Linked DNA regions of Homo sapiens: region 2 is linked to region 1. The links are chromatin loops, found by intact Hi-C in ENCODE. Cell type or tissue: body of pancreas. All regions are shown on one strand. Each heading gives the region's core, and the rest is flanking DNA. Links, peaks and the distances in the headings are about the cores only. Region 1 has its middle 29 kb from the start of LINC01387. Region 2 overlaps TMEM200C (transmembrane protein 200C).

Region 1 (16,929 bases), core at 4,663-12,662:
GTGGGAGTTCCAGAAGGCACAGGAAAGTCATGGGAGGAAGAGAGGGATGGAGTGGAGTGTTCCCTCAGCTGCCTGCACATATATGTGCATGTACGTGGCAGAGGCACATGAACATCTGGGCACATGTGTACATACACACACACAGGCTGATAGTTACATCTTTACACTAATACATACACATGAGGACAAATACAAACATACCTGTGACTATGTAATGATTCACACACCTGTGCGTGCTCATATGCATGCTTGCTTTCATAAAATGAGGGCATGCGTTCATATTTTCAGTTTATCAACAAACTTTTTAAAAAGTATAATATACGTATAAGAAAAGTACGCAAATCAGCTTGACAAATTATCTCAAAGTGAATACGCTCATTTAACACTGTCTCGCTACCTGTGATTTTCACTTAACACTCCATTGTGAATATCTTCTCGACTATCATGTGTCCATTCTAGGATTGAAGGCACAATTTACTTAAGTAGTCCAAGATCTTTAGGCCTTTTCCATTGTTTTACTATTAGAAAAAATGCTGCAATCGTTACCCTTGTTCATGTCTTTGTAACCACATTTATGAGAATAAATGAAAGTGGAAATTCTGGGTTTCCTTGCTGTCTTTTATCTTTTTGAGACAGGATCTCGCTCTGTCACCCAGGCTGCTGCAGCCTCAATCTCCTGGGCTTAAGTGGTCCTCCTGTCTCAGCCTCCCAAGTAGCCAAGACTACAGGTGTGCACCACCACACCAGCTAATTTTTTGATATTTTGTAGAGATGAGGTCTCACTATGTCACCCAGGCTGTGCTTGAACTTCTGGGCTCAAGAAATCCTCCCGCCTCAGCCTCCCAAAGTGCTGGGATTACAGGCATGAGCCACTGTGCCTGGCCTCCTTGTTGTCTTATGGGAACACCTCCAGAATTTCCCTTCGCAGTTTCTCATTGGTTATTAGGGGACTTGCAGCCTATGGCTACAAGGCCACCACCCAGCTTTTGCTACTTTAGGGCTCCATCATACACACGGATGTTAATGAGCTCAGCTCTCTGCTCGCCTCTCCCACCACCATCCTAGCCTGTAGAGGAGCTGCCACTGAACTTCCTAGCGATGCTGTTGCCCCTCTCACCAAGGCCCATGGCCTTAATGGATGGGGTGTCCTTGAGGCCCTCTTGTGGAACATCATCCTCTGGGGGGGTCTTCTGGCTTTACGTGTTGTGTTCCAGCATGCCCGCTTGTGTCGGCCCCTTTGTGTTTTCTTACGCCTTCTGGCAGGACACCCCAGACATTTCCCCTTCACTTAGTGTTGGTCATCACTTTCTCTGGGCTTCAAAGAACCCCCTTAGAGGCAAGTTTGCCCATCTCTTAAGATTAGTGTTGCCAGATCTAGCAAATAAAATTACAAGATGCCCAGTTCAATTAAAATTTCAGATAAGCAACAGATACTTTTTAGCATAAATGTGTCCCCCAATACCATATGAAACATTTTAATGTTATCTAGCAACCCTCCCTGAGATTCTTGCCAGGGTGTTAAATCTTGTATTCCTAGAAAGTGTCCCCCAAACCAATACATTTTTGCTTATCCAGTTATATAATCTATGTCCCTTGATCAAGCACTCTCAAAATTCAATACCAGGGGTGGCCTCTGGCCCCTGTCAGGGCATGTAGGTGATGTTTGCAGCCCCTTCCATGCACATTGGCTTTCTTGCCTTATTAGAGCCAGTTGCATCCCCAGGTAGGTTATGCTGAGATTTAACCCCTACCCTTATCAGCTTGGCAGCCAGGGGAGGAGGTGGAAGCAGCCTCCATGGCTTTGCAGAGAAGCCTCTGCAGCACATTTAAGCATGAGGAAGCCCAGTTCTTCCCACCCTCTTCCTAGGGAGGGTGGGCAATCTTAGCAGGTTCTGACAGTGCAGGCAGGTCTACAGAACCCACATTTTCTGGACTTTATGTCTGCACATCCCCATCCCATGTTGCAGGATCTCAGGATTTCCCAGCCAAGGCCCCAGCCAGTGGTATGCTTCTAAGTGTTTAACAAGCAGCTCTTCAAAAAGAGGGATGAAGAAAACCTCTGAATCATACAGTATTTGCTGATTTCTACGGTGCAAATATCACACCACAGCTGACTTCAAGCTATCAATTATAATGTCATTGAATGAGGAGTTCTGAAGAGGCACTAATGATTAATTGGCTCTTGTGAGCTAAAAAAGAGCTAGGTCCAGTGTACTATTGGCTCTGCCCTCAGCAGAACAGACTGGCTGAGCATATAAGCATCTCTGGAGCTTTGTGACTCTAAATCGGGGCCTGCATCTGTTGCACAGCTGTGTCCACTCTTGTGCTGCAGGAGATAAGGGCATCTTTGTAAGCTACAAAAGAGAGCTCTGCCTCTCACACTTAGCTTGCTAATGGCTCTTGGTCTCTCACTGTCCCTCCACAGGACAGCAATACAACTCAGCAGTAGCCAGTCAACTCTGCCATCTTCATAGACCCCCAATGCCTTTCAAATGCCTAAAGAATTTCACCTGCAAAAGTGTTCTCCTTTCTGGAACTTTTCCCAGGTACGACCAGTAAAATCCTTAGCAATTGGGCCCCTCTTCGGGCCAGAGACAACCTCCTCTGTCTCACATAACACTCAGAATGGCATTCTTTGCTTACGGAGAGGTAAATGAGCCAGTTCTCAAATCCCATCATGTGGTCTATTTTCTTTTCAACAATTTTTTTTTTATTTGATATTTCCAACATCTCAGCAGAATCATTGTGGTCTGTTTTCTTGGACAGCTCCTGGTACCATTTGTGTTAGTTCTAGTCCTCTAAGAAGTAGGCACCAAGATGGGATTAGATGCACAGAATATTTATGGAGGTAAATGCCTTTGACTCATAAATGAGAAAGAGCAGGGAAAGGTGGTGTGGTGAGCTGTCAGAACCCATAAGAGAGAAGGAGGAGGAAGGCATTGCGAAGGGCAATCACAGACTGCAGTGCACTTCTAAGAAAGCTCCACCCAGAGGAACTGCACATTTGACAGGAATGGGCCTGCACCAGATGCACAGGCATAACCAGTTATTGACTGGGGAGCAGCCAGCCATGCAGGTGCGGATCCAGCTTGGTGAACCTCACTCTACACAACCAGCACATTTGAGCTGTGCATTGTGTGGTTGCCACATCTGTGTTTCCTATAAACTGGACATTATAGCTAAAGGTTTAACAGATCCAACTTAAGAATCTGGGGCTAGAATATTTGATTGGCAATGGTGCAGAACTCACATTGCATTAGTTCAAAAGGCTCATGACATCTGGTCTACCTGCCTTTAGTAATGTGCACACTAAGCCCTGGATTAGAGGGATAGCAGCCTTGTCATCCTAGATCACAGTCATCCTCACCAGTGACCTCCCCATTCCCTGCCATCTCTGCTAAACATGGCCACTGTCTTAATGCAGAACTCATCATCTCTGAAACTGTGCCATCTCAACACTCCCTCAGAACAATATTCCTAGCTCATATCTCCACTCACCAAGAACATTTCACAAGTGCCTAGTTTGCCCCAGTGTCAGTAAAGCAACTGTTGTCAATCTCATCAAGAAATAAGTTGAGTGGGAAATGGCTCGTGTTTCTTTTGCATTTATCACCTTCCAGGTTCTGTTCTTGACATTGCAAATGGTATTTAATTTTCACAAAATCCTCTGAGGCAAGTACGATTGTCCCTATTTTACACATAGTAAGTGCTGGAGCTGGATACGAAACTGTGTCTGCTGATCCTGGAGCCTATACCTGGCTAATAACAACAGCCTGGCAGGGCAGGCCGAGGAATTTATATTCATGGCTGGAAGTGAAAAGGGAACCAATGGGGATTTTTAAGTAGGGAAGCAATATAATTAAAGTAGTATATTTTTAAAATTAGTCTACAGGTTGTATGCAAGTGGGATTAAAGGAGGAGAAAACTAAAGTCAGAGAAACCATTTAGAAGTCAGGCACAATTATCCAGAAACTTATAGGGTTGGGCGGAGATGGTCGTGGGTGTAGCAGAGGAGGACAAAAAGGGATGAGATTTAGAGACGTTTTGAACAGAAAATTAATGTGAGTTTTTAAACTGACATGCCAAGTCTATGGAAAAAGTTAACAGAGTCAACAGTTATTCCAGATGTTGAGGCTGAGTGGCTGGGAGGCTGGGAGAACTGACCTTGAAGGGATGTTGAGAGACAATGGCTGGCACTCAATGTCCACTTGGGAGTTTCGTGCACGCACCCTTGGTGGAGTCGAGAGCATGAAAGGGTGCTTCCAAAGAGCCTGTGGGTGGAAACGGCAGAGAGCCAGAGGCCGGGCCTTAGAGAGCCTCTGCTTCTGGGGCTGGGGGAGGAAGAAGCTCTAAGATGCCAACCCCACAAAGAGCCAAAGAAGATGCTGGAGGAGGACCAGAGAATTTAAAACCAGAGAAGCTAAGTGCATCACATTGAAATTATGTTTTCTTAAAGATTTTTATATACCCTGGAGTTTTCAAAATTGAGAGCAGTATAGACAATATTCAGTTCAACATGTTTGGCTGAATAATATTGTTAACAATAGGGCTTTTTAAAATGGAAATTTTTGCAATTAAGCCAGGGATGTGACATGTCCCATAAAAAGAAAGACTAGTGTGCTTCCAAAATTAAGATAAAAAGGCTAGTAATTACTGAACAGCCAAATAGGTCTTCAAACAAATAGAAGTCCTTCTCAGAAAAAAACGGCGTCTGGAGTCTGGCCATATATTTGCTCATCATTCCTGAAAGTATGGGCACATTTAGAACATCCTGTCCTCTACCAGCACCCTTGATTCTCAGCCCCTTTTCTAAAATTACAGTTTCCAGTGATAGCTACCCCTGAAATACTGGCTTTTCTCCAGGACCGTGGCAAGTATTTATGGCATGGCTTCTTTTATTTAAAAATTGTGAGATTTTATTTTCCTTAAGTCCTTAAAACACACAGTCCACTACTGTTGTTTAAACTGTCTTTACCACTGGTGTGCTGAACTTCCAAAATATTTAGGCAAGAGCTTACTAAAGTTAAAAGTCAGGTAAATGAGGACTCAATGGGAAAAGGATAGTCTCTTCAATAAATGAAGATACTAGGCTATTCACAATAGCAAAGACATGGAATCAGCGTAAAAGCCCATCAATAGTAGACTGGATAAAAAAAATGTGGTACATATATACCATGGGCTACTACACAGCCATAAAAAAGATGAAATTCTGTTTTTTGCAGCAACGTGAATGGAGCTGGAGGCCGTTATCCTTAGTGAACTAACACAGGAACAGAAAAGTGAATACTGCATGTTCTCACTTATAAGTTGGAGCTAAACATTGAGTACACATGGACACAAAGAATGGAACAACACACACCAAGGGCTACTTTAGGGTGGAAAGAGGTAGGAGGGTGAGGATCAAAAAATTACCTATCAGGTACTATGCTTACTACCTGTATAGGCAAAATAATTTTACAACAAACCCCTGTGACATGCAATTTACCTATGTAACAAACATGCACATGTATTCCTGAACCTAAAATAAAAGTTAAAAAAATTAAAAATTAAAAAATAAATGAGTGGTGCTGGAAAAACTGGATTTTTACATGCAAAAGAATGAAATTGGACTCTTATCTTATACTACATAAAAAAATCAACTCAAAGTTAAAAAAAAAAACCCTAAATATAGGACAAGAAACCACAAATTTCCCAGAAGAGAACATAGGGGAAAATCTCCTTGATATTGACATTGGCAAAGGTTTTGTTTGTTGTTGTTGTTGTTTTGACAATACACCAAAAGCTCAGGCTACAAAAGCAAAAACGAATAAATGCGATGTCATCAAAATTTAAAAAACTTCTGTACAGCAAAGGAAACAATCAACAGGGTGAAGAGACAATCTATGGAATGATAGAATATATTTGGACACCATGCATCTGATAAGGGGTTCATATCCAAAATCGATCAGAAATCAAACTCAATAGTAGAAAACAAATAACCTGATTCAGAAATAGTGCCCTGACAGTGGCGCATGTCACTGAGGAGGCTGAGACAGGAGGATCACTTGAGCCCAGAAGTTCGAGATCAGCCTGGGCAATATAGCAGGATAGAACAGGATTGCTTGAGCCTGGGAGTTTGCAGTGAGCTATGATCGCACCACTGCACTCCACCCTGGGCAACAGAGTGAGACCCTGTCTCAGAAAAACAAACAAACAAAATAAATAAATAAATAAAACAAGAAAAAAAACGCAAATTGAAACCACTATGAGATACCACCCCACACCCTTTAGGATGGCTATTATCAAAAAAACAAGAGGTAACAAATGGAGAGAGTGTTGGGAGGGTTGGAGAAAAGGGAACACTTATGCATTGTTAGTGGGAATGTAGATTGCTGCAGCCACTATGGAAAACAGTATGGAGGTTTCTAAAGAAATTAAAAATAGAACTACCATACCATATGACCTAGTAATCCTATACTAAAAGGAGATTAAATCACCCGCTAGTAGAGATACCTGCACTCTTATGTTCACTACAGCATTATTCACAACAGTCAAGGTATGAAAACAACCTAACTGTCAACGGATGAATGGATAAAGAAACTGTAATATTCCAACACACGCACAACAGAATAATTCAGCCTTAGAAAGAAGGAGATCCTGCCATTTGCCACAACATGGTTGAACCTGGAGGATATTATGTGAAGTGAAATAAGCCAGACAGAGAAAGAAAAATATTGCATGATCTCACTTATATGTGGAATCTAAGAAAACAGAAAGGTCATATATGCAGAGATAGAGAACAAAACAGTGGTAACCAGTGGGAGGAAATTGGGAGATGTAGGTCAAAGGATACAAAATAGCAGATACGTGGGATGGACAAGGGTAGAGATCTAATGTGTAACATGAGGACTATAGGTAATAAAAGTACGTTGTATTAGAGAGTTTTGTTAAATAAGTAGATTTTAGCTGCTCTTGGCACACAAATATTGTAACTATGTGAGATGATAGTTATGTTAATTTGTTTCTCTCTAGTAACCAATTTACTATTTATATGTATCCCATATCCAATTGTAAACCTCCAATATACACAATAAAATTTATTTTAAAAAATAATAAAATGAAAATAAAAATATTTACATGAAACTTTTAAAAACCAGCTAAATGGACAAGTAAAGCACATTAATCACAATAAACAAGAAAAATGAAAACTTCACAGAGCTGGAAGTTGTTCATCAGCATTCTCACTACATAAAACACAGTTAGCCTCCTTCTCCCTTCTTGACCCCTAACCCTTCCCCCTCCCCATCCTACCCTCCTATTAAAAAAAGGGAAATATAATAAAAAGCCTGTGAGCTCCAAAAATAGGTAATCCGAGTCCAAGTCTCAAAGATCACGTATGGCATGCTAACAATCTTATCAACATTTCTCGCACTGTGTTTTAATGCAAGACACTCAGTTTTAGATGTTACTCTTCTTCTAGTTTTACCAATATTTGCATCTTATAAACAAACCACAGTGGATTAGGAGTGGTTTGCTGTGTGTGGCTTTGGTTGACTGTCAGTGAAGGGCACTGGACATAGGGACATGAAAAAGAGACAGTGGGGAGAAGAGCAGACAGCATGATGCTGAAGAGAAGAAAAAGAAACCTACGCAAGCAGAAACAAGCAACAGAAACAATAAGGCAGCCCAGAGTTGTTTATTTATCAAAACAGGATTGAGACAATAGGGTAGAGCAAACAGGGTGTCAAACATGGCCTCTGTAGCCCCAAAGGTTGTCACTACACAGAAAGGATGCTCAGCCATAACGAATCAGTTTAATTCTATTCCACGTTTTTCTTGATGAGAAATACATGCCACATTTAAGAAAGCTACCGATTCAAAATGGTTAACATTTTCTAAAAATACACTGAGGTCTACAAAAATTGAATTGGCTTATTGTATCTTCACTGCTGTTGGAGAAGTGAAGTTTTACCATCAGGCAATTCTCCTCCTGTGCATAATGATACCATACTGAAGTTTTAAATAGAAAGACATTGAAGTTTTTGAACCTTAATGTGAAGTTGTCCCTTTCAATTAAATATGGCACATATGTATTAATAAACAGACATCCCTGTAAAGTGAATTTCTCTGTACATGGAATCCAAATTTCTCACTGGTTTATATGTTAAATTCATATGTAGGAAAAACTTTAAAAATGTTCATAAACTATAATAAAGACAATAATTCAGCTCTTCTGAAAACTGCAGGCAGATAGGGTACAGTAGCAGACAGGACTTCGGAAGTACTGGGTTTAAGCCCAGGGCAGGTTAAAGGTTGTGGCTGTGGCTTTGAACAAGCCACTTTTGCCCTTCTGAATCTATGCAGATGCTTTGTTCATTTCAGAAGCATTTCTAGAGCTCCTACTAAGTGCCAGGCCTCATGCTAGGTCTCAGGCATACAAGGGTAAACAAGACAAGGCCTCTGGCTTCATAGGTTATCCAAGAACCTTGAAATGGTTTTGAACTTTTGGGATGAATAATGCTGGAAATTAGTTCAAGACAAATTCCCTGGAGATTTTAAGTGTGAAATACTAAGGATTACACAATTCACTCCCTGCTTAGCGTCTAAGGAGGAATCGCATTTCACCCTCGCTCCCTGGGAAGTGCGTGGCCGCCCCAGTCCTGGGTCCCGTGCTGCCTCAGCACCATCTGCTGGCTCACGAGGGAAGGGCCTGCAGGGAGGTCCTGCGGGGTCGGCCCAGCCCCACCCAAGGACCGCCTTACAGACCTCCTGGCAGGGACCAATGATGGCTGGTTGGCCAAAATAACTCTTGCTGGTGAAGAAAGCTGGGAGAAACATGACGTCTGAAGGGTTACTCGCCACCGTCTGGCGTAGGTGACTCAGCCAGGCAGGACCTCACACAGAGGAAACATTATGATTGCTCTAAGTACTGTAAGAAGAGAATTATTATTTTGTTGTGAGTGTATGATCCAATAAAGGTAACAATATACAGAATCACATGCCCTGTAGGTGAGACTCCAACCCGTCCTAGACTTACTGGCTGTGTGGAGATGCCTGGGAGAGCGTGGCAGGGCTGCAGCAGCTCACATTCCCCACGTACCTGCCCTGGCAGACAGCCTGGGATTGGCAAATGCACAATCATATTCACCAGGTGAAGAAAGGACCAGGACTTCCCCTATGGTCCGTCTTTTCTGATTTTTTTCTTCTTCTTCTTCTTCTTCTTTTTTTTTTTTTTTTTTTTGAGACGGGGTCTCGCTCTGACACCAGGTTGGAGTGCAGTGGAGTGATCTCAGCTCACTGCAACCTCCGACTCCCGGGTTCAAGCAATTCTCCTGCCTCAGCCTCCCGAGTAGCTGGGATTACAGGCGCCCGCCACCATGCCCAGCTAATTTTTGTATTTTTGGAGGAGACAGGGTTTCATCATGTTGGCCAGGATGGTCTCGATCTCCTGACCACGTGATCTGCCCACGTCCGCCTCCCGCAGTGCTGGGATTACAGGCGTGAACCACCGCGCCCAGCCTCTTTTTTGATTCTTGAAGTCACTCTTAGCACTTTGCTGAGGCTGTTTGTTAGCTTAGTGGTTTTCTATTCTGATTGTATCTGTTTTGACTTTGAAGGGAAAATGATATATTTGTTTGGTCAGAAAGACATAAGCCAAATAGTGGTGTGCAGTTGGGTTGCTCCACGAAGCAGAGCCTGAGATGAAGGCTTACAAATGGACTGTTTATTTGAAGGGACAGGATTGTGGGACAGAGGCATAGAACAGGGAAGGAGGGAAAGTTGCATTAAGAAGGTGTTGTCCAATGGGGTACCGTGGCAGGCAGTCAATGCTCTGTCCAGCCTGGATCTTCTGAAGAGCCATTTGAAATATGTCTCAGAACTGTCTTCTCCAGGGAATTGGAGGCTGGACCCCACGTTATGATCATGCAGGTGCAAATACCAGAATGTGCTCCAAGGTGCCTCCTGCATGGCAGCCGCCATCACACCCAAAGGCAAGAAAGAAGAGGCGTGCACAGGTGTGAGATTGCACCTGCGAGAAGCTGTCAGCGTCCTCAGAGAGGCAGAACTTGAGCATTGTGAAATGGCATGCAACAGGAGCCCAGTTCAAGTATTTACTCAGGAATAAAAAGTTTGGACATGTTACAGATGATTTATAACGACCTCCTAAATTATTGTAGCATTATTGATTGATTGGGTAGGTGGAAAAATGTGGAAGCTTGGCTAAGCCTGGGAATAAATAAAGGTGGGTGACTTTTCAGCCTTTATAGTCTATAAAAGAGTATCTCCCCTCACACTCACTTTTTATTATCAGTGCACTACTAGACTCTGACTTTAGCAATTTTGTTGTAAATAATAGTATATTTAGAAATCTATTCTTGAGACTAAGACTATGCATAAAAGGTTCCTGGGAAACCGAAAGTTATCATTTATTTGGCTAATTACGTCTAACTAGGTAGCTAAAATGCATAATAAGAATCCAAATAGCATTTTCCCACAGAGGGGGATTAATTGAATAATTAATAGCCTTCTCTATTTTGCATGAATAATTAAGAAGTCTAAAGGAACTACAAGCTGAATTCCATTACACCGAACGATTCCCAGGCCAATAGCAATGGCATATTAAAAGCAATATTCAATACAACCAAATTGTAGGACACACAAACCCTGACAGCATTCTCTCAGAGCTTGTTATAACAAGTTTTGACCCTGAGCAATAATCACTGGATTTTTCAACATTGTCATGTGAAAATACATTCTGTAGTCAGTTTGTTTCTCGTCCAGGTGAACAAAGCATACTTGTTCTAGGAGCAAATCAATGGTTTCATTGTTAATGTGGCATTTGGCAGGGAGGGAGAGTTATTGTTGGCTTATTTATCACACACATTTCTGGAGATGATCCACTAGTTTTAAATAGGAACAGGACATTTTAAATGCAAAATACACTGGAATTTCTCGATAATGGACATTTCTCCTTGTACAAGTTTCTCTTCAGAGATTAATATCTAAAACTCCCCGCTACAAGAAAAATTTGTTGCAGTAGTGGGGTTCCTATGTAGCATCTTAGGCGGTCTTAGCAGCGCCTTGGAACTCTTCAACCTCTGCTGTTAGCCCTCTGGAGTTTCCACATAGAGCATCCAAGCCTGCCTCTCCCTCCATGAGCACTTTTTCCTCTATGGACTGTTTACTGCCTGCAAGGCAGCAAGAGTTTCTGAGGGGCTGAATTACAAGGCAAGTGCTTTGGCTGAAATCCAAATGAAAATCATGGTTTCTCCATTGATTACCTGTAATTAAAATTGTTTCTTGATTAGAAGATCAACATTTTCCTCTATTTTAATATGCCTTAAATCAAAATGCAGCCTAGATTTGATGTGAATATTTACTATCATATTGTCTGGTGAGTCTTGGAAGCAATCCTAGCATATAACGAAGGAAACCTCATAAAAAGCAGAGAAACTTTAGCACACAAATCATTGTATTTCAGTGGGGTGCATAGAAGTGAGTTTACAAACAATGAAGTTTGTTTGTTTTTTTGTTTGTTTGTTTGTTTGTTTGTTTATTGAGACGGAGTTTTGCTTTTGTCGCCCCGGCTGGAGTGCAATGGCACAATCTCGACTCACTGCAAACTCCGCCTCCCGGGTTCAAGTGATTCTCCTGCCTCAGCCTCCCAAGTAGCTGGGATGGCAGGTGCCCGCCACTACGCCTAGCTAATTTTTGTATTTTTAGTAGAGACAGGGTTTCACCATGTTGGCCAGGATGGTCTCACCTCCAGTGATCTGCCCTCCTTGGCCTCCCAAAGTGCTGGGATTACAGGCATGAGCCACTGTGCCCAGCCTACAAACAATGAAATTTAAGGCAGTGGCTCTCAACTTTTTCCCCTCACCCACATTCCTCTAGTATGTGACTATGATCACGTATGTGGTGGAAATGTCCCCAGGTTGGGAATTTGCTTTTCCTTCCTCCTTCCCTCCCCGACATTTGTGCAACAGCTACACCATGCCTCACACCAGGCTGGGCTCTGGTTGTTAGAGTGGTAAATGTTACAAAATCTGATCAAATTGCAACTCCCCCCACCCCCAGCCCTCTGTACTGACCTTCCCTGCTTCACATTTTCCATAGCAAATGTCATCATCGGACATATTAGGTGTGTTACTTATTTATTATACATTTCTCCTGTCTCTCAGGTAAGGTCCCTGAGTATGAGAAACTTTGTTTTGTTCACTGATAAATCCTAAGTAAACACTGTTCTAGGCACATGGTAGGCTCGATACAAATAGTTTGAATGAATAACTATTGGAATGAATAAATATTCTAATGGGGAAAGATAGAACAATGAATAAACCAAATAATTACAGGTGTAACAACTGCTGGGTGATAAGAAAGTAGGTAATTAGGGAGGCCACCTTGAGGAGGGTTTAGAGAAATCCCCTGGGAGAAGTGACAAGCCCAGACCCAAGGGTGAGAGTGAAATGGCACAGAAAGAGTCACGAGTTTTGAAGGAGGGAGGGGTGGGGTTTTGTCAGAATTGTCAGGCAGAAGACAGACAGTGAGCCTCATTTCATTCAGGCTGTAGGTGAGAGATGAGGCTGGGAAGAGGTTTAGAGCCAGCTCATGCTCAGCCCTGGAGGTCGTGATAAAGAGTTTGGATTTTATTTTTAAAGCAATAGGAAATTATTGAAGGATTTTTAAGTCACTCTATGAGCTACAGGATCTGAAACTTTTTGATTCTCCCTCCTGGGGACGCATACATTTCCACTTAAGAATCTCTGGTCTAAGTCAGAATCTGGTAGCCATCTCACTAATCTTTCAGTATTATGATTCCTCCTTTTCCTCCTCTGTGGCTTCAAAAAGAGAAATCCTTAGCAACATCTCTCAGGCCTTGGCAACAACCCATAGGCTTATGTATGGCTCTAGGCTCTGTGATTTCACACTGTATGCAAACCCTTGGAACCTTCCTTGTCTATCTGCTACTTGGGGAGGGAGGTTGCTTTCTTGATTAAAAGATCAGTGCCCCTCTCTCTCCTTTTCTTTTTTAAATAACTACTCCTGAGTTAATCTGAAAACCTAGCTTTAATATGCATTGCTGCTTTCTTAGTACTCTGCTTTTTCTAGACTCCCATTCTCCCAGGTGAAGCTGGTCACAACTATTAGGCAATCTCTATGCTAAACGTAGTCCCGCCCCACTCTTTCCCCAAGGAGAATTTGCATTCCTGCCTTGCTTTAGCCCTCAGCTTTCAGGAGAACTCACTTGCTATCATCTATTGAAGCCTGGACCTTGAGGACTCCTGAGTATCTCCTTAGCAACAGATGCAATTCACCTTGCAACAAATCCTACCATAGAACGAAGGAAACATCGTACTAAAGCAGAGAAATTTAGCACACAAATCATTGTGTTTCAGTAGGGTGCATAGAGAGATTACAGACAATGAAGTTTAAGGCAGTGGTTCTCAACTTTTTCCCCTCGCCCACATCTCTCTAGGATGTGACCACGATTATGTATGTGTTGGAAATGTCAACCAGGTCGGGTATTTGCTTGTTCCCTTCATTCCTCCCTCCCTCCCCCACATTTGTTCAACAGCTATACCATGCGTCATACCAGGCTGGGGTCTAGTTATTTGAATGGTAAACATTACAAAGCCTGCTGAAATTGCAAATTTTCAGATAGTCCTGGCATAAAATTCCCCCCAGAGTGTTCTGAGAGGCCTGGATCTCATCCTGTGAAAGCAAGCAAACAACCTTTTTAGCAAGGCTTTCTGAATGTAGATTTAGCTTTATGTCATTCTCATAACAGAATTAGGATTCAGTCCTGCTGATGATCAATTCTAGCCTATTGCAGAAAGTAAGCCCGAAGCCAATAGCCAACACATGATGACAACATTGTCAATGTAGGTTTTTTCCCTGGATGGTATTCTAGAGACAGTATGTGTAAACCAAAAATAAAATTCTAAGACCCCCAGCCATCTGAATGGACCTCTCCTCTTGGCCAAGGGCATTCCCAAGTTAACCTGAAAAACTAGTTCAGGCCATGATGGGAAGCGGGTGTCAGATATGCCTCATGATACTCCCCCTCCCTTTTGGAATTCAGGCCCAGCTGACCAGCATTAACATTAAAACAGGTCTTATGACTAACAAAGCAGACTCTTTGCAGCAATAGGACACCAAATTCCAGCCTGACTCTAGGATGGCATCACATAACAGATAGCAGGCCCTGAAAAAAATCAAAGTGTATTTCTTTGACATATTTTGAAATGGCCCTGCAAAGCTGTCTCTTGTGGGGAAAATCTGCATTCTGTAGAGAATCTCAGTTCCTTTCCAGGTCTTTTTCCTGATCCAGGAGAGACTCATCTCTGATAAGACACATTTACAATCTATTCTCTCTGAAGCCTGCTACCTGGAGGCTTCCTCTGCATAATGGGAACCCTGGTCTCCACAACCCTTTATCTTAACCCAGATATTCCCTTCTATTGATGCTAGGTCTTTAGACAATAACTTAACTCTTTCAACCAATTGCCAATCAGAAAACCTTTGAATCTATCTATGACCTGGAAGCCCCTGCTTCAAGTTCTCCCCCTTTTCTAGACTGAACCAATGTACTTCTTACATGTATTGGTTGGTTCCTTATGCCTCCCTAAAATAAATAAAACCAAGCTGCAGCCTAGCCACCTTGAGCACATGTTCTCAGGACCTCCTGAGGCTGTGCCACAGTCCATTGGTCACTTACATTTGGCTCAGAATAAATCTCTTCAAATATTTTACAGAGTTTGACACTTTTTGTTGACACAGGAGAAAGTTTCTTTATCTCCAGTGAGAAAGACCTTTCCCAATGTAAATAAGGGAAAAATGAGTCCATCATATGTGTAAACTTTATGACAACTCATGTTATAGAAAATCTTAAATGACTGAGAGGCCAATACAAATTGCTAGAAGTTGAATGCTTAATGGCAGCATTATTTCTGCGTGATGTTCAGTCCCATTGAAATACCCTCACTTTGCTTTTATCAAGAGAATGAGTTCCATCCTCCAAATCCCTTGTAGCTTCTGTCACTGTGTATTTACACAGGCCTAAATATCTGTGGTCTAACTGCCCATCCTTCAACCACTCACTGTAATTCTTGGTGACTAACTGTTGGTCATATATTCATCTCTGAAAAAGTCCTCCCTGTTCAATTCTAGAAGAAGAATCACATTGACTAAGAGGAGGAATGGATTTCAATAGAAAATTGAACTGCTGTTACTGAGACAGAGCAGGAACCCCTGGGGCCTCCTCTGCACCCCCATCCACAAGCATGGAAATAAAGGAGAATCCTGAGTTCCTTCAAGGAAAGTTCCAGGCACCTAGCTAGCCCTGAGAAGTATATGAGCAACCTAATAACCAAAAGGTAATAATAGTTCCCCTCGCTTTGTCTCACTGCCATCCTGCTATAATCAGTGCTTGTCTTTGCCGCCTGGGCTGGGTGGACCCAGGTTTGGTGTGGTGGCATTTTCAGAAGAAGGAGGAATGAAGCCTAAGCAACCACACAATTAATCAAACAGATGGATGGTGCACAGTACAACATCCAGAGATCAATTTAGAGAATCGCTACCATTTTTATAGGGTACCTACTACATGCCAGGCATTGTCTAGATATAATACATACACATATATATTAAATTTAATGTTAAACTTTTAAAATTTGATCAACTCTGGATGGATAACTCAGAATTACAAATATCTCCCTATTCTCCAAATAGCCTAGGTTACCACCTACTTGACCTAAAAAACTTCATTAACTCAAAAAGATGAAAACATCATATAATTGGGGGAGGAAGAAGAGATAATTGAACTTAGAGCCCTACTTTTCTCTCTTATACCAAGCAGCTGAATGATTAACATAATATTACAAAATACCTGAATTGTACTTGTTCTTGGCACTGACTGTAAGGAAGTTCTCTCAAATACATACTCTCAATACTTTGGATTATAATACTGTATGTGTTTAGTTTTTCTCCTGGAGAAATTCCACTGTTCATCAGCCATGCTGCATTTTCTGTCATCTGCTTAGAGGACTCAGGTGAAGCTCTCCAGTTCTGAAATCAGTCGGCCTGATTTCAGGTCAAAGCCTTGCCATTGATCATCGAGTCAAACTCAAGATATTTCACCTCTTTCAGTTCCCCCACCTAGTTTCAGTTCCCCCACTTATAAAATGGAGCTAATTAATAGTATTCACTTCATGAAACTGTGAATCTTAATTGAATTAACACAGCTAAATAACCTACAGTAATGTCTAGTACATAGTAAATGGTCAATAGATATTAATCACTACTTGTACAATGAAGATGCTAGTAAGCCAATTCCAGCAGACCAGAGAGAATTGACGAAATAGCAGAAAGTGAGATTATGGACAGAGGCATGAATTCTCGACTTGCTTCTGTCCTAATAAGCCTTCTGACCTTGGACACGATACTTATGTTTCCCAAGCCTCCATTTCTTCATCTATAAAGTGGAGATAATAATATCTCTTCTACATATATCATAGGTTTACTTTTAATCTATAGAGAAATAATAAATGTGAAAGTATTTTATGATAGTTACAGTGCTAAGCAGCTTTAACTGTTAGGATTTGGTTTTGCTGCAAATAAGAGAAATCTCTCAAATAGCAATTTAAATAAGAGGAAATTTTATTTCTTTCTCATGCAAAAGAAGTCCGCAAATAAGCAGCCCCAAAGCTGGATTGGCAGCTCCGTGACATCAGGGATTTGGACAAAGCAACATCAGAAATCCTGGTTCCACTATGTCCAGGGAGCAGACCTTCCTGGACATCAAGAAACATCTACTTATATCTTCTTGTTGCAAAGGAAGATTGCACAAATAGTCTCATAGTTAGATGAAAACTGTAAATTGGGACCCACTGACAAGAGAGAGGAAGAGACAATAGATGCATTATGGGCAACTAAGGGTCTCTGCTACAACTC
Region 2 (16,929 bases), core at 5,199-13,198, 600 kb before region 1:
GTTGTCTCAGTTCTTTGATGTTGCCAGGAATCATTGAACTGTGAGAAGCTGAAAGAAAATTTATATTCCACAGAAATAATATTTTTGCTCAAAGCGGGAGCACAACATTGGGGTAGAACTTTTGTTTCTGGAACTGGACACACATGGAGAGACCGACGATGAAAACCACCATGAAGACTTTGTCAAAATATTTTGTCCCATGGCCAAGCCCTTTCACTGCTTACCTTATCAATAAAGGGCTCCAAATATTTATTTTTTACTGAGAAAGAAACTGAATTTGAGGAGCTGGCACCAGGTTGCACAAGTTATCTGTGATGCTGACACAGTTACAGCATTGCCTTCACAGGTCTGATGAATTGCTGCCAGATTTTAATTGGAACGTACACATGAAAAAGAGAGACTCTTTTGACTGTCTATAAATAATCACAACAGCAGAAAAGCAGCAGCTATAGAAATAGTTACAGAAAATAAGAACTTCCCTTTGAAAACTGCAGGCTTTTTCAACTCTTCCTGTGGGTTCATCTCTCTGCTTCCTTGTACCTGGAATTATCTCCAAATCTAGGTTTTCCATTCTGTCCATACACTATGTGCTCACATCTGTTTTTTTTTTTTTTTTTCAGTATTAGTCTATTTAGGCAGTATTTGCTTTGGTTTTCAGAAGTTCTGGTGCATATGATTTAAAACTTTATTTTCAGTACATATTGGTTTAGGTTCTTAACTCCCATGGGACACAGCATGCAGGAGAACTGAAATTGCTAAACAGGTGCTCTTTACCTTCTCAGGGGTTCTGTGCTGCACCCACATGCCATTCACCCCAGCTGTAATATATGTGTGTGAGGTCAAAGGGGTTAAAAGTGGCTCCTCAAAACTCACATACCATTATAATACTTGGAGAACTCAAGGACCTATGCCAATGAAAATATGTTGATTAAAATTAAGTTAACATTTAAAGATCTCCAGGCCAATTCAGAGGCCCTGATCTTTCAGCGAAGTGTGGGCTTCAGTTTTGCACTATGTGCTTTTCGAGCAGGTAAGGAGTCTAGCCTTTAGCTAGTTGAGGTTATTTGATCCAAACCAGCAGGTTAGGACATTCACACTATCAGCTCTCAACTCTTGGCCAGGAAGGCAGTTGTAGAGGAAGGCAGTTGTAGAAGAAGGTAATGAACAATCTCCACGCAAATCCATGTCTCAGGCTCTGTTTTCAATGGGTTACCAAGATGAAGATAGTCACTCCACCAACCAAAAGCTGTGGACTATATCACCCTCCCACCCCTACAGCACAACAAAGATAGAGAAAGCAGTTGATTTACACCCAGACAGAGAGGCCCACTTCCTGGGTAATAAGCAACTGACAGCAGGCATTTTGCATGCTGTCTACTGGAAGAAGCAGAGTTCCCTGGAAGAAGCAAAATTTTTAGCAGTGAATGAATGTGGGGATTTGCATTACATGCTTGAAGCAATTATAAGACCAAAGGCAAAGTCCTTTTTGCCATTGGTAGTGGAGACCCTCCTGCAGGGTGCAGAAAGGCACAGAAAAGGTGATGAGAGCTCTGGACACTACACCTGGATGATGAAAAAAGAATTCAGAGAGAAACAATTTACTTAGCCACAAATAGTTTTGGGAAAATTATCAGTATCAAAGTGGAGTCACCAATGTCAAATCTTAATACATGAAGCCAGGAGGCCATGAAAGAGGGACCTCCTGCACGCCTGCCTATGATGGCAGTTGTGCAAGGAATTCCTCAAAGCTGCAGCATTCCAGATAAGCCGGTTGCACAAAGAAACTTTCCTCACAACAGCTGCCTCCACCCATGAGCTAATGCCAGCTCCTGCAACAAGGCCCTGTAACCAATGGTTTGTTTCAAAACAGCTTCTGCGGACTCCTTTTTTTCTTAAGAGCTTTCACTTTCCCCATTCCACTTTGATGTGCCTATGGTCTGCCATAGCACACATATCTTTCATTGCAATCCCTTGCTCTTCCTGAATGAATTCTTTGCTTTGAAGAGTTGGTCTCTGTCACTCATTTTAGATTGACAGTTTAGAATTTCCCCAATTTTTATTAAGTTATATTTATACTGGAATTGTACTGCATGACACTTTTATGTGTGTACATGTAAGTATAACTATACTTATGAAAACTGGAAAGTCTATTTCATTCTCATACCATGAAATTTGATCAATCATTTTCAATCTTTTTATTGTCTTTATAAAGCCCTGAGTTAAAGAACTCTTTCAGGTATTGTTATAAATAAGTGACAGGGACAGGGAAGGTTTTGGTGTCTTCAATGAGAAGGTAGCTAAGCAGGAGGCTTCATGGAAGGCTGCCCCAGCAGAACTTATTTCTTTCTGGGTGTTATGGGCAGAATTGCATCTCCCCAAAATTCACATGCTGAAGTCCTAACCCCCAGGACTTTAGAATGTGATCACATTTGGAGATAGAGCCTTTAAAGGGCTGATTAAGTTGAAGTGGGGTAATTAGGATGGGTCCTAATCCAATCTGACCAGTGTCCTTATATGAAGGGGAAATTTGGACATAGAGACAGAGACCATGCCTCTGTGAGACCATATGAAGACACAGGGAGAAGATGGCCACCTGCAAGCTGCGGAGAGAAGCCCAGGAGAAAACAAACCTGCCAGATGCTTTGTCTTGGGTTTCTAGCCTCCAGAACTATGAAAAAAAATAATAAATTTCTGTTGTTTAAGCCACTTACCCTGCGGTATTTTGTTATGCATCCCTAGCAGACTAATGCACTGGGTATGCTCTACTTTATATTTGCACTCAAGGGGACGGGATCAGTGGGAAGAAAGTCACCCACAGGGGCTGTGATGAGGCTATCTTAACCTTGAACCAAGAAGGCAGAGATGAACTACATGATTCTGAAATCCCTTTAGCACCCTGGCAGTTGAGGTAAGTCTGAGTTTTCCCCATCAGTCATTGTGATGGAATCAAAAGGAGCATTGGATTTAAGGTGATTCTGATGACAGCTTCTCCCTCCTGTTTCCCTGCCCTCCCATGCCCCCAAGAAGGTGTTACACATTCATTTTTGTTGTTGATGTTTTTGTCCACTCAGAGTGACCTATCTCCTCATCCATGCATATTCCCTTGTCAGAGTTTTTGGAACCAAAAGATAACATTTTTGAAAAATGACTGATCAGCATTCATGGTAGTCTAGTGTCATGGTTCCTAATCTTGAGCATGTATCAGAATCACCTGGAGCATTTGTTAAACTTGTTAGAACACAGATTGCTGGGTCCCACCTCCAGAATTTCTGATTCAACAGTCCTAGGGGTAGGCCTGAGAAGCTGCATTTTGAACAAACTCCCAGGTGATGCTGGTGCTGCTGTTTCAAGTATTTTGAGAACCATCACCTAGGGCAATGGAACACAAGGAAACATTATTTGTTCACAATTCTCTGGCTCCAGCTCTAACCACCTTTACTCACCACAGCAGACAGAATAGGGGTGTGTGTGTGTGTGTGTGTGTGTTGTACCTGCATTTTAAATTAGGCCTAGGTTGGGGTAAATGTTGTCTTAGAGAGTTTCAGAAAAAGGTATGCTGCTGTGATTAAATTTTTCCTCAGATGAAGCTGCTGAGGAGGCCAACTCTATCCAGTAAAAAGACATTCTAAAAAATTCCATTTAGCAAACATTTGTCTTTAACGCAAATGAACAACAAACATACTATTTAAATTTTATTGGTTTTTTTCCTTATTGTGTGACTTTCTCTTAAAAAACCCTCAAAGGGAAGAAAAGTGTATAAGTACTACAGTGATCTGTAAGCTAATTATGATAATTCAATTTACATAGAGTTTCTATTCCTACAATTAGAAGCACTAAACTTATATTGAGCCACAGGAACAAAAAAAGGGCTAGCAGTGTCGACTCTTCTTATAGTAAAATTGAAGGGACAGTTCAAAGTGGTTTGTTCTAGAAGAGTTTTATCAATTATTATTTGAGTGACCATTGATTGTGACTTGGGAGTATTCTTGTGTGTGTGAAGATACTCAATAAATGTTTAGTCTTTGTTATGAGAGCAAGTGGTGTCAATTTGTCAAAAATTCCTAGAACAAAGGAATATAATTGTATTTATTACCAGCGAACTGCACACTTAAAATGGTTAAAATAGTAAAGTATATATGTGTATTTTACCCCAATAAAAATTAATAAATAAAATATTCTTGTTAATTGGGTGCTGAGTGTACTGCCACTCACTTGCACACCTGACATTGAATACCAAGGGCAATGTGAGGAGGAGAGAGATACCCATTAAACTCTGGCAATAAGGAATCTCCTGTGCTTCCTTGTAAGTTTCAGGTATTTTCATTGTAAGCACAATAGCCAACTCTAGCTAATAAGCAAAAACAAAAGAAAACAAATTGAGAGGAAGGAGAACTGGAATAATCTGTTATGTCTAACAACAACAGCAATGACAGCAAAATCAGGCTTACCCTTGCAGGAGCCAGGGCAGCTTCAGGAACCTCAGTGACAAGATTTTGGGGACCTACTATTTGGAGCACTGTGGTTAACACAATGAGACCCAACCTCAAGGGCTCTTGTTCTCTGGTTCTCCTTCCTCCACATGTTAAACATATGGGAAAGAAAATGTGACTGGCCAAGCTCAGGTCTGGTGTCAATACCTAGGTCAATTAGCTACGGCCAGGTGTGAACAGAAGGATGAAGGAACTGCAAGTCAGGCAGCTGTCTCAAGTGGCATTTACTACACTCCTCTGCCATTTTACTCTGAAAGACTTTGATAAATTAAGCATCACCTTCCACTTTATCCCCCTCTTAATGTGCTCTCCTAGAGTAGCACCACAGGTGCCAGACTTACAACCTTTGTTTTCTCCTATTTAGTCTTAACCCTCGTTCCTAAAGCACAGGTATTTACACGAATGTATCTGGCTTAATTCATACTGAGGAGTGAATAACTGACAGCCCTTTGTTTACTGTATTTTTAAATTATTTTTTACATTTTGGTAAAACAGCCGGATACAGTGGCTTGCACCTGTGGTCTCAGCGACTTGGGCGACTGAAGCAAGAAGATCACTTGAGCCTAGGAGTTCGAGGCTACAGCAAGCTATGACCGTGCCACTGCACTCCAGCCTGGGCGTGACAGAGTAAGACCTAATCTCTAGATTTTTAGTAAAAAGTACATTACATAAAATTTACCTTATTAGCCACTTTTATGTGTACAGTTCTGTGGCATTAATTACATTCACATTGCTATGCAACTATCACCACCGTCTGTCTGCAGAACTTTTAAACCTTTTCCAACTGAAACTTTGTACTCATTAAACAACTTCCCATTCCTTCCTTCCCCCAACTCCTGGTAATTTCTAATTTACTCTGTGTCTGCATAAATTTGCCTTCTCTAGTGACATCGTATAACTGGAATAATACAGTGTTTGTCCTTCTGTGACTGGCTTATTTCACTTAGCAGAATGTCTTCAAGGTTCATTGATGTTGCAGCATGTGTCAGAGTTTCCTTCCTTTTTTAAGGCTGAATAATATTCCACTGTGGGTATATCCCACATTATGTTTATCCATGCATCTATCTATGGACACCTGGGTTGTTTCTACCTTTTAGCTATTATGAATAATGCTGTTATGAACATGGGTATATGCATACTGTATTTTTTCCCATTGGGCTCATGAACAAAGTTGCCATGGCAGCAGAGACAATAATAAGCCCCCAGTATGAGTGGCAGGTTGATCACATTGGACCACTCTCATCATGGGAGGGAGAGTGTGTTATTCTCACTGGCATAGACACCTACCCTGGATATAGATTTGCCTTCCCTACTGAAATGCTTCTGCCAAAACCACCATCTGTGGATTCCAGAATGTCTTTTTCATCATCATGATATTCCACATAGTTCTGATTCTGCCAATAGAACTAATTTTACAGTAAATGTGGTTTGTCAATGGGCTCATGTTCATGAAATTCACCAGTTTCAGTCATCTAAACAACTAGCCTGAAGGAATGATGGAATGGCCTTTTGAAGGCTTAGTTGTAACACCAGCTGTGTGGCAACACTTTGCAGGCTGGGGTAACATTCTCTAGAATATGGTATATTCTCCAAGTCAGCAAACAGTATGCCTTGATGCCTTTCCCATAGTTATGATTCACGTGTCTAATGATGAAGGGGTAGAAATGGAAGTGATTCCTCCCACTGTTACCTCTAATGACTAGTAAGTGAATTTCACTCGTATGTGAAATTTTTGCTTCCCGTAGCTGCAATTCTGGGCTATGCTAGTCTAAAGATCTTAGTTCCAAAGACAGGGATGCTTCCATGAAGCACAAAGTGTTGGTTCCATTAAACTGGAAGTTGAGATTGTCATCTTGGCAAAGAAAGGAGTGCCTGTACTAGCTGATGTGACTATTCTGACTATCAAGTGGAAATTGGTTTGCTACTCCACAGTGTGGGTAAGGAGGCTGTCCCGAATGCAGGAGAACCTGATAGTGCCTGTTAGAATTACTATGTCCTATAAGGAAAAACTACAGCAACCCCATATAGGCAGAACAGCTCTGGGCACAGACCTTTCAAGAAGGAAGGCTTAGGTCACCTGCCAGAAAGGGAATCACAACCAGCCAATGTTCTTGCTCAAAGTGAAGAGAATAGAAAATATGAAAACTTATTTCTTTCTTCCTTGCTCTGACTCTTCTTTTGTCTAACTTATGATACGTTAATAGTAGTTCACTTGATTATATACCTCAATACTTAAACTACAGGGTGGCAAAGGGTTGGGGGTGAACTAGCTACAAGAATGAGCATCACTAAAGAAGACTGAGTTTGTACTCTTTTTTGTAGAGAGTTTTGCTGTGTTTTCAGGTGTGTGAGAGACAGCTACATCACATTAGGTAGAAGCATGATGTTGCTTATGTCCTTATTTAGAAATTAAATATAGTTAAAGAGGTGCATATGGATGCCAAACTGACAACAGATGGACTCTGGTGTTTTTTAACCATGTGGACTTGGTTAGGTTAGACCTATTTTCTCAGAATATACCGCTCTGTAGGATTCTGAGTTAGAGTCAGCCAGAAGACCAATTTGAAGAAGGTGGAAGTAACACAGCAGTTGTTGCCCTTGGGGGTCATTGCGTTCGATGAGGTTACAGCAGATGCAGTGGCACCAGTGGGCTCCAGCCTGTCCTTACTCTCCCCCTCTCCGCAGCCAGCTCTTCTTCTGAAGGATGACCACCTGGAATAAGAGCAGCCCTAGGCCCCCCACCTCACTCCAGGTGGCAGATCCACAGAGATGGTAGCGATACAGAAGCACAGCTTCCGATGGCTTCCCCGTGTCTTCAGTTTGCAGCCTTATTTCGGTGCTTGGACGTGCTTAACTTCTCAGGTTGGTGACTTCCCCCGAAACTCCAAATTCCTTCCTGGAACATCACTTTCCCCAGATCCTCCTACGACCAGACAACGTCCCATTCTTGAACTAAATCCCTTGTGCCATAGAGAGCTCACAGTGCCTCTGCTTTCTGAGTGAACCCTGAATGATTCAAAATTCTGTATCACACCAGGGGAAGAAACTTCCAAGTGGTGAGTGATTGAGAGAATAGTTCCTACTCCTGGAAACCAAATAATTGCTGGTTATTATCATGTCATTATTAACTAGTAATAATAGTAGCCGGCATTTACTGAGCACCCACCATATGCCAGACACACGGCCTTATATGCCTTGTGCCATTTAATACTCACAAAAACCTGCTGAGGTAGGTACTTGTCCTATTTTGCAGGTGAGAAAGTTTTTAGAGCTAGCTCAGTGCTGAAAATGTACACTCTTGACTATGCTATTTTCATAAAATTCTCCTCCACATGTCACACATTGAAATTATTTGTTTACATATCAGTGTCCTCTACTAGAATATGACATTTCAAGGTCAAAAAGTACATATTTTTGATATCTTCATTCTTAAAGACAGAGTCTGAAAATTAGAAGGTCTATGATAAATGTTTGCTAAAGAAATTGATGAATAGAAGGAACAGTGGTGAGAAGTGTGGCCGGCATTAGTACTTCTGGTTAAAGAAAACTGGCAGTGAGTCTTGCGACCGACATTTGTTCACATTTCCAGGATGGGAGCCTAGCTACATAAAAGAATTCAGAAAGAATACAGAGTAAGCATATGCTATTAATGGGAGCAATGGTGATAAAAAGAAAATGTTATTATCCAGATCACTTCACATTTTGGTGGGAGGTCAGGGACAACAGGGAAGGGCATGCATTTTATAGAAAAAGCATTTCAAAAAGTACTTTGGAATGTGGCATTTGTTTTTACTTTAAGGAGCACATACACCTACTTGGCAGTAGGGGGAGCAAGATGCAGGGAAATCTAAAATTTTACACTGGACAAAAAATGTGAAGACAACTGAGTCATCTAGGGATAAAAGCATGGGAAAGTGATTTGACACAAAGCTGTCTGAAATGGGCTATTGATATATTTTAAATACTAACTCCTTAACTTAAAATAGTTTTGAATTGGATACTTGAAAGAGTGGGAGGGTGAGAGGGAATGGGTGATGAGAAATTACTTAATGGGTACCAGGTACATTATTCAGGTGATGGACACAGTAAAAGCTCAGACTTCATCATTATTCAAGATATCCATGTATCAAAATTGCACTTGTACTCTTTAAATTTATATGAATAAAAAAATAAAATGGTTTTTGAAATTTCTCAGTAGAGCCCTAGCATTCTAGCACACACTCAAGGGAAAATTGGGCAATGATCAGTATAGGTTTTCAATAAGGATAGAGTAGGATACGTTGTTTTTTAACCTAAATCAGCAGATTTGGGCCAGGTGTGGTGGCTCATGTCTGTAATCCCAGCACTTTGGGAGGTCAAGGCGGGTGGATCACCTGAGGTCAGGAGTTCAAGGCCAGCCCGGCCAACATGTTGAAACCCTGTCTCTACTAAAAATACAAAATTTAGCTGGGGGTGGTGGCAGGCCTCTGTAATCCCAGATATTTGGGAGGCTGAGGCAGGAGAATTGCTTGAACCCGGGAGGCAGAGGTTGCAGTGAGCCGAGATTACGCCACTGCATTCCAGCCTGGGTGACAGAGCAAGAATCCGTCTCAAAAATAATAATAATAATAACAGATTTGCTCTTTAGTGGTAAAATTCACACCACATTTATGCCAATTAGACCCAGCCTTGAACACTTTGTGGTCTAAAGAAAACCAAAATTGAAGGGAAAACTAATGGTACCATTTAATTGAAATTCCCTAGGCATAATATAGTGTGATAAGATAAAATGTGTATTGCTATAAAGGTATGTTTTGCTTATTTTGTAAACAAGGATTATATTCTGCTTTGGAGTGCAAGGAGAAAGTCACAGTCTAGTTTTATGAAGACCAAACTAGAGAAAATCGAGTTATCTTAAAGTGTATGACATCTCCACAAATGAATGTTTATGGCTTTACACTTGGAGTGTTCTTGGAACACTCTTCATAGCAAATCCTCCCTCAGAAGACCCCCACCTGGCATCAGAACAAACGTAAGTTCTTTCAAAATTATTTTGACCATCTCTGAATTTTTTAATTTGAATCTAGGAGGAAAAATCCTGTATATTCAAATTGAGCAATGTAATTGGCTAATGAATTGTTATTATTTTAATTTAATGATGCAAACATTTTGAAATCAATTTCAATGCCTGTAAAGTTGACATTTGTTTGGTTCACCTCACTTTCAGGGCATTTTCTTGTCTAATTAAACCCATGTAGCAAGGACCAGAGCTCCAAAATACTTCAGTCTTCACTTAGGCTGATAATTCTGATTATGGTGGGCATAATGAGAATCCAAACAATTTCACATGAAAACCAAAATATAATATAAAAACTCTCCATGGAATTCATCAAGTCTTATGTATCGCTTTGCTAGTATAAATATGATCAAGTTTCTTCCTAAGCCTGGGCCATGACCAAATTCTATGACATATAAATTTTGTTTTGGAATTTTTCAATTTTTCTTAAGGTCACAGCCTATGTCATTAGAACTATGGCATACATAGCTTGTCAGTCCTATTATCTGCTTGAAGCAAAGGTTTTCTTGCTATGGCATGTGATGATTTATTCTCAAAAGTATTTATTTTTGTTCACAGACTTCAAAATCAGTAAGTTACAAAATTGACTTGCTTTAAGTTTCAATAGTTCGTTCATTGATGCACATGTGTGTGTGCACATACATGAACACTAATCACACCTCCAGGATCTCCTTCAGCCCATAACATTTGCAATTCAAAGTCCCAGGTATCCTTCCACTAATATTTCTATCATCAATTCTAATTTTTATTGCAATAGCCTGATTCCCAAATCTGTAATTCAGGCCAAGACTCAGAAATCAATCTCAGGCAGGCATATTAGTTTTAGACATGATGGAAGAATGTTCCGGATTTTAATAGACAATCTTCCCCCTTCTTCTGTCTTTAAGATTATAAGGACTGCCTATAAATTAAAAGATACAATGGATGGATTACTCCTTATGAGACCCAAACTAGCATCTTTTTGCTGTCTTTCCTCCATGACTTAAATGTGCTGAAAGATGTTGGTAAAAGAGAAAGCATTAAAGATATAGATGCTCCTTGCTGTTCAAGTTGCCCTTTCTAATCTGAGTGAATGAAATCAGAGAAGAGTGAGGCAAGCCTGTGACACTTCCGGGATCTCATCATTTTCAGTGGATAAAAAGGCTTTGCATTCAACCCTCAGCACCAGGGGTTATAATCCAAACAGCCTTGTAGAGCTGGAATTTACAATTTTCTTCCAAAGGACTATGGGAGCATGTCTAAATAATTATACATCTCCACCATTGCGTAAACCAGTTTAATTAACATTTTTCAGGCATGTCACATTTATACATTCACTAAATAATTTTCTAAAATTATGCTGCATTACAAGTTGCCACATATCAACTTGGATTATTTTTACTCATGGCCCTAATCATGTCTGAATTTTATTTTCCTTTTTATATCCCTTTATTTTTTTTTGCTATAATTTGGTACTTCCATTGAAGATGATTCATACTTACAGGCTAGCCAGATGCTTTGTTCAATTTATTTGCCAAGTGTTGCATTTAATTGCCACTGACTTAATGAAAGCTGGCATTTTTTTCAGGCAGGTATAGCATTATTAAATGTCCTTTCCATTCACTTTATAATAAAAGAAATCTTGGAAAGCATTCACCAGCATCTCTCTGACTTAGTCAGAATATCCTACATGAATCAAAGAAAGGTTCTAGTTTTGGACATCCATGGGATTTGAGGAACGAGGAGATTGCAAACATGCACTTCAATTGTGTTTTGGCTTTTCAGTGGCACATGTTTCCAGAAGATATCAGTCAATTTACTCTCTATTTGAGAAGATATAAAAAATTGGGACGCAAACAATTACTTATTATTAGTGCTCAAATTACTTTTCGGTCTTTTTTAAGACTATTATTATTATTACTATTACTATCACTATAAATGCATTCAATTTTTTAAAGTAGTAATCCCAAGCAAGATTAATAAATCAAGAGATGTTCTCAGGCATGAAGCTGAAATAAAACTAGAAATACAAAGAGAATAAATTGTACAATCAAATGAGCAAGCACTCAAGTCGTATTTAGTGCTCCAAACACATTAACCTGCAATGGTTACATAAGCAGAAGGATTAGTATTTAGGTCACCAAATTAGTCTTTTGAATTTTCTTGCTCTTTATCAAGAATTCTATGTGCTTCCTGATATCATTTACCATGACATATTAACCACAGCACTTTATCTACCAGCATTTCCAATTTTTAATCTTCTTACCAATAGATATAACCTTATGGAAGAATTATTAGTGGCTCTGACAATAAACCATAACTGATGATATCTATTAAATTTTATCTATAATGCAAAGTGGTTTTGCAGAATTCTCACTTTCATGGATTAGAAAACACATTTTATATGTTTGCCTTGACTGTGTTTATGCACTAAAAAGATTTTGAAGAAATCAAGTAATTATGTGAGGAATTCAAACTAACAAAATTATACTTTTGTTAATAAAATTATTTTTTTTTTACTTTAATAGAATATTTGTTTTGAAAAGCAGGTTTTTTGCCTGTATCTTTTTGTTTGCAGCTTTGTGCATAAACAAAGTATTAAGCTGCATCTATACTTTGCTATTCTGGCCAAATCTGTTTTCAGTGACTATCTCAAAATGACTGGCTGTTTAAAAATCAAAAGGCATAGTGTTTTTGGTGCCAGTCCACAAACAATACTCATACACATTTGCGACAGTATGTCTGGGTCTTAACCTTTCCTTTTGCTATGAACGCATACGTGAGGAACAAAAAAACGGATGTTTATTATTAACAAAGATAAATTATTTATGTTTCCTGATATAAATGCTGCTGCAAAATTGATGTAGAAATCTGTAGAAATATATTCAGTTATCATGTGTAGATTCTGAAAAATGACCTGTGGCTTGATAGAACAACCCCCAAGTTTATGCTGTCTCCAGTCTTTACGGTACATGGATCAACACACTTGATCCATGATGCAAACAGTGTTGCCAAGTGACAGATTCTCCTCTCAGTTTTATCTCCTTATACACACGTCTAGGGAAATGATTTCCAGAATCTGAAATTTCAAATTTAATGGTAATTTTAAAGCAATGTATAATTCAGCAAAAATCATTCTTGCTCATAAAGATAGCTTAGGTCCAATAAGAATTTAGTTTGTTAGTTCTATGTACTGATACTTCTCAGTTAAGAAGCCCTGCTAGTGAAGGTCAGTTAAAAATGAATCATTAAATATAGAATGTAGGTATATATATTTTGAGCATTTTAATGCCAAACCATCGTAATTTTAATTTCGAATATCCTTCTGCTACTTATAAAGGAGACATCTATTTATCTATATCTATAGATCAGAGATATATAGTTTGTTTTGTTTTTGTTGTTTTTTTCCAAAATAAACACCTCTATGCTATGGAGATACTAGGTAATAATTAAATATCAATTACCTTATGAACATCTGGCTTTTTAAATTGTGTTTTGTGTTCTGCATTTGCTCATGCTGGCCCCACTGGCCAACACACCTTTCCCAGCTTTTTGTACCTATCTGACATTTTCTTCATTTCTCAAGACTCAGCTGGAAGATTTGTATCATAACTCTCTTGTAATATTCACATTATAGTAAAATTATGGTTTATGTGCCTGTCTCAGAAACAATACTATTACAAGATTCTGTGGTCAGAAATTGTGTCTTTCACAGACACAAAAAGGATATTTTTGTCCTTTCTACCTACCACAGTGCCTATCTGACTCATGATAGGCAGAGTATAATATATCTGAAACTCATCTGAAAGCAATTTGTGTAGTTTACCAAAAGGGCAGAAGCTTGAAACACAGCTGCTTACTATACAGGTGAAATCAGGTGTTTTTTAGGTTGTGTCTATACAAAAGGGAGTGAAAAGGCAATTAGCCACATAAAACAATAGCAAAAGTCCTCCACTGAGACAAAGTCATTTTCTGATCCGGTTTGCTTCGACTGACCTAGTTATATCAGTCATTAATAACTTTTAGATTTTTTTTTCTTTAGACATATAGACATAGTTTAAAGATACTGGAGTTTCTCAACTTAAAATAAATTGTTCATAAATTTGCCCATAAATTTATTTTCAATTATTAAATATTATTAGGTGTTTAGCATTTACTAGTATCAAGTGGGTTTGCATCAATAATACAATGTTGTGTTGAATTTCTTAAATATTAAAAAATATATGAATTAATGTCTAGCCATGCATTTGCAAAAAGAATATTTGCTAAGGAATAAAAGTTATTGCAATTTTTAAGACACTTTACATACAAAATGATCTGTAAACAAGAGTAACCAAATGCTCCTTTATGAAACAAAAAGCTTCCCTAGTGATTCTGGCCTATCTTTTTTTTTCTTTCGGCAGGATGCTCTTTTTCTTCCACCCCTGGGCCTGCCTATTTTCCTCCCTTGTTATTGACAGTCAGCCTTCGTGGGACTTGGTCACAATGTAGGATCAGAAAGCACAGGTTATTGAGACAGGCCCATACTTTGTAACACTCCAGGAGAATCTGCATAATCTTTTTCGGTCTTTTCACCAGCAATGACAGTATGTTATCTTACTAACGAATCAGCCCATGTCCATGTCATAGCTGGCATTATTAAAGGGGCAACAGCTAAGAGCCCATTTCAAGTGGAATAACAATATCTTTCCAGGTGGTGGAAATCCTGAAATGCTTCTGGCTCTGGGATGAAGGCTAAGTCCTTAGGATGGCTGGCATTTGTAACTCCTACTGTAGTTCACACCCATGTGGGCTCAGCACTAGCACAGTGCTTTTCTGATGTCATAGATGAACGGATGGCATACAGAAAGTAAGGAGCTTCTCAGGTCTTGGCAGAGTTGCAGGTAGTTTGACTAAAGTTGGACTCCTTAACTGGTGGTGGCTTAATAGATAAAACATTGAATTTTCTTATCAATTTAAAGAAGAATCTCATTCCTTTTTGAAGAAAAAACCCCAAAGATAACTTCCCTGGGGTAGGGTGGGGTGTCTTAGATTGTTTTTCAGAGTTAGTCATTCAAAAATTTAGTCTAAATATTCACCCAATGAGTTTTATTCCTCCCTTCCAAATAGCAATAAAAATTTTAAAATAGTCTGGGTTTATGGAAAACAAACTCCGTAAACATCAACCTATTCTTTGTTATAAGTAAGAAAAATATCCATCTTAAACTGCAACCCTTAATACAAGAAGATCTTATTTATAAAATGTATTTTTATATCGTGGCAAAAATACTATCCTAATCCAAATACAAGTCCATATACTTAGTCTGTACTAATTTTATGTGTCAGAGGGTTTTTCTTAAGTTCTCTAGCTCAAAAAAAAATCAAAACTGCATCTTAAAGAACTCAAAATTACTGAAGAAAAAAATTAATATAGAAAAAACTTTTGTCTAGACAATTTAAATAACTCAATAGAGCACCTGATCTTTACTTGAAGCCTAATAGGGGGCTGAGACCTCAAGGACTTCACTGGCCTTTCTGATACGGCTAGCCTCAATAAATGGAAATGCAATAATTGTGGCTAAATATAGCCAAGTGTGCCAGTTTGGGCGTTCATTCATTGTTATATAATATTATGATCCTGGGACCATAAGGAGCATATGTCTAGCTCTTGATAGTTCTATGTTCTACCAGGAGGCATTGCAGCAGCATAAGCCCTCATGTTTTAAGGTCTAACTTTTCTTTCTGATATACCTAAATTTTAAAGACTTTTTAGTACATTAAGTTTATGGTTGTCCCTAACTACTGAGTAGTAAATTTAGCCTACTAATTGCTTTTCTGTATTTTGCCTTAATAATAGTAGTTAACATTTACTGAATATTTTTATGTGCCAGGAGTTGTTCTAAGTCCTTTAATTATATTAGTTTATTTAGTCCTCATTTAAATAATTAATTCTATGTGCCAAATTCCATTTATTATCTCCATTTACTAGATGTGAAGACCCAGTTATAATGTTATATAACCCCCTAAGTCACACTTTGAGCCACTATGCTATGTTGCCTTATACTTTAGATTTTTAAGCCTAAAATTATTCTATTAATAAAAAGGAAGGTCATATGAAGTAATTGTTTAGCAGTTGATTCTATTTTAAATAAAAGGAACAAACCTTTGTATAATACTCTCTATGTTCCAAGCCCATTATAAGCACTTTACACAAATATTAGTTCATTTAATCTTTACTCCAGTCCTGTAAGATAGGGACATTATTATTCCTATAGTGTGGAAAAGGAAATTGAGACACAGAGAGACTATGTAACTTGTCCATGGTCACCCAGCTGGTACATGACAGAAATTCAGGGAAAAAATACCATCACACCAATTGTTGCAATTATTTTAATTTAACATTCGAGTCCTGCCACTGCTGTTTGTCTCAGAATAAATTGTTCCATCTTTCTAAATCTTAGAAACCTCATTTATAAATTAAAGGTGGGGGGATTCTATCATCTATAAGGCCCTTTCAAATACTCTTATTTATTGTGTACAAAAACCCCTGAAAAGTCACTTACAAAAAAACTTGTTCATGCCCGTCTGAAGATTTACGAACTCCAGCTTTTTATCTGACTGTGCATTCTGACAATTTTCTGCATTTCTCTAAGAATGGTCTGGAAAGGGATCTGGCAGGAAATAAAGAATATATAAAGTATTTTGATGGTCTCCAGAAATGCCCATTTCAACTCAGCATCTGCCGACAGGTCTACCTAATCTTCCAAACTCTGTGTAAATCCTGGATCCACCATTTACCAGCTGTGTAACCCTGGACAACAATTCCATCTTTCTGACCTCAGTGTCTTTCTCTGCAAAACAGCGGTAAGAATGATCCTACTTCAATAGAGTTGCTGTGAGGATTCACTGAGATCATGTGTACCAAGCTCCTACAATAGTACTGAACCCACAGTAAGTACTGAGTGAAAATTAGCATTATTGCAGATTTCTGCTCCTATGAAAGTTACGATTGTGAATTACTACACTTATACACTTCCTCTGAAGTCTAAAGAAATCACAGGCTCCTCCCAAGATTTGGAAAATTGAGCTCATCTTTGTCTATCTTCAGAAAAAAAATCTAGTTAAATTGTTCAATGGTTAAGTTAGATATTATCTGATATGGAACTAAGTTTGTGAGATATAAACAGTATTCTGTCCACCCCTCCTTAGTTAAGCTAAGAGGTATTAGCTTTATTATTTGCTAAATGTCACTTAGCATTTGATAAATGTAACATTTACAGTGCATTCTCCGAGGACTGGAAACAGTATTGTAGAACACCAGAACCTGTTTTCCCCTTGAAGTAACACGCTATCTCAGTATATAAATTACCCAGTACCCAAGGTAATGGAGAAGAAAACCTAAGGAAGTTTGACATTTACTTTGGA

The links. Hi-C counts contacts between places; a loop is a spot of excess contacts. Peaks named below come from ENCODE experiments on the same cell type or tissue, not always from the same donor. Only the 100,000 strongest peaks of a DNase experiment are listed, where the experiment ranks them.
Region 2: it touches region 1 in a loop (4-fold over the local background); 74 of 110 quality-filtered maps call a loop at or near these places.

What each region holds. Positions count from the first base shown.
Region 1 is chr18:6,474,082-6,491,010 of GRCh38, forward strand. No RefSeq gene overlaps it. Among named protein-coding and RNA genes, the nearest start is that of LINC01387, 29 kb to the right of the region's middle. RefSeq lists an enhancer at 8,566-8,625. In body of pancreas, for the core only: a CTCF peak has its summit at 8,675 (motif pointing left); DNase peaks (open chromatin) are centred at 8,660 and 9,080; H3K27ac peaks cover 1,873 bases.
Region 2 is chr18:5,871,268-5,888,196 of GRCh38, forward strand. It overlaps TMEM200C (transmembrane protein 200C), which reads right to left. Exons shown (of 2, transcript NM_001395400.1): 2 at 10,805-16,929. MIR3976HG (MIR3976 host gene) reads left to right here. Exons shown (of 10, transcript NR_172496.1): 5 at 4,986-5,117; 6 at 7,176-7,352; 7 at 9,304-9,501; 8 at 16,254-16,455. Among named protein-coding and RNA genes, the nearest start is that of TMEM200C, 16 kb to the right of the region's middle. In body of pancreas, for the core only: a CTCF peak has its summit at 8,304 (motif pointing right); no DNase peak of the experiment used is centred there.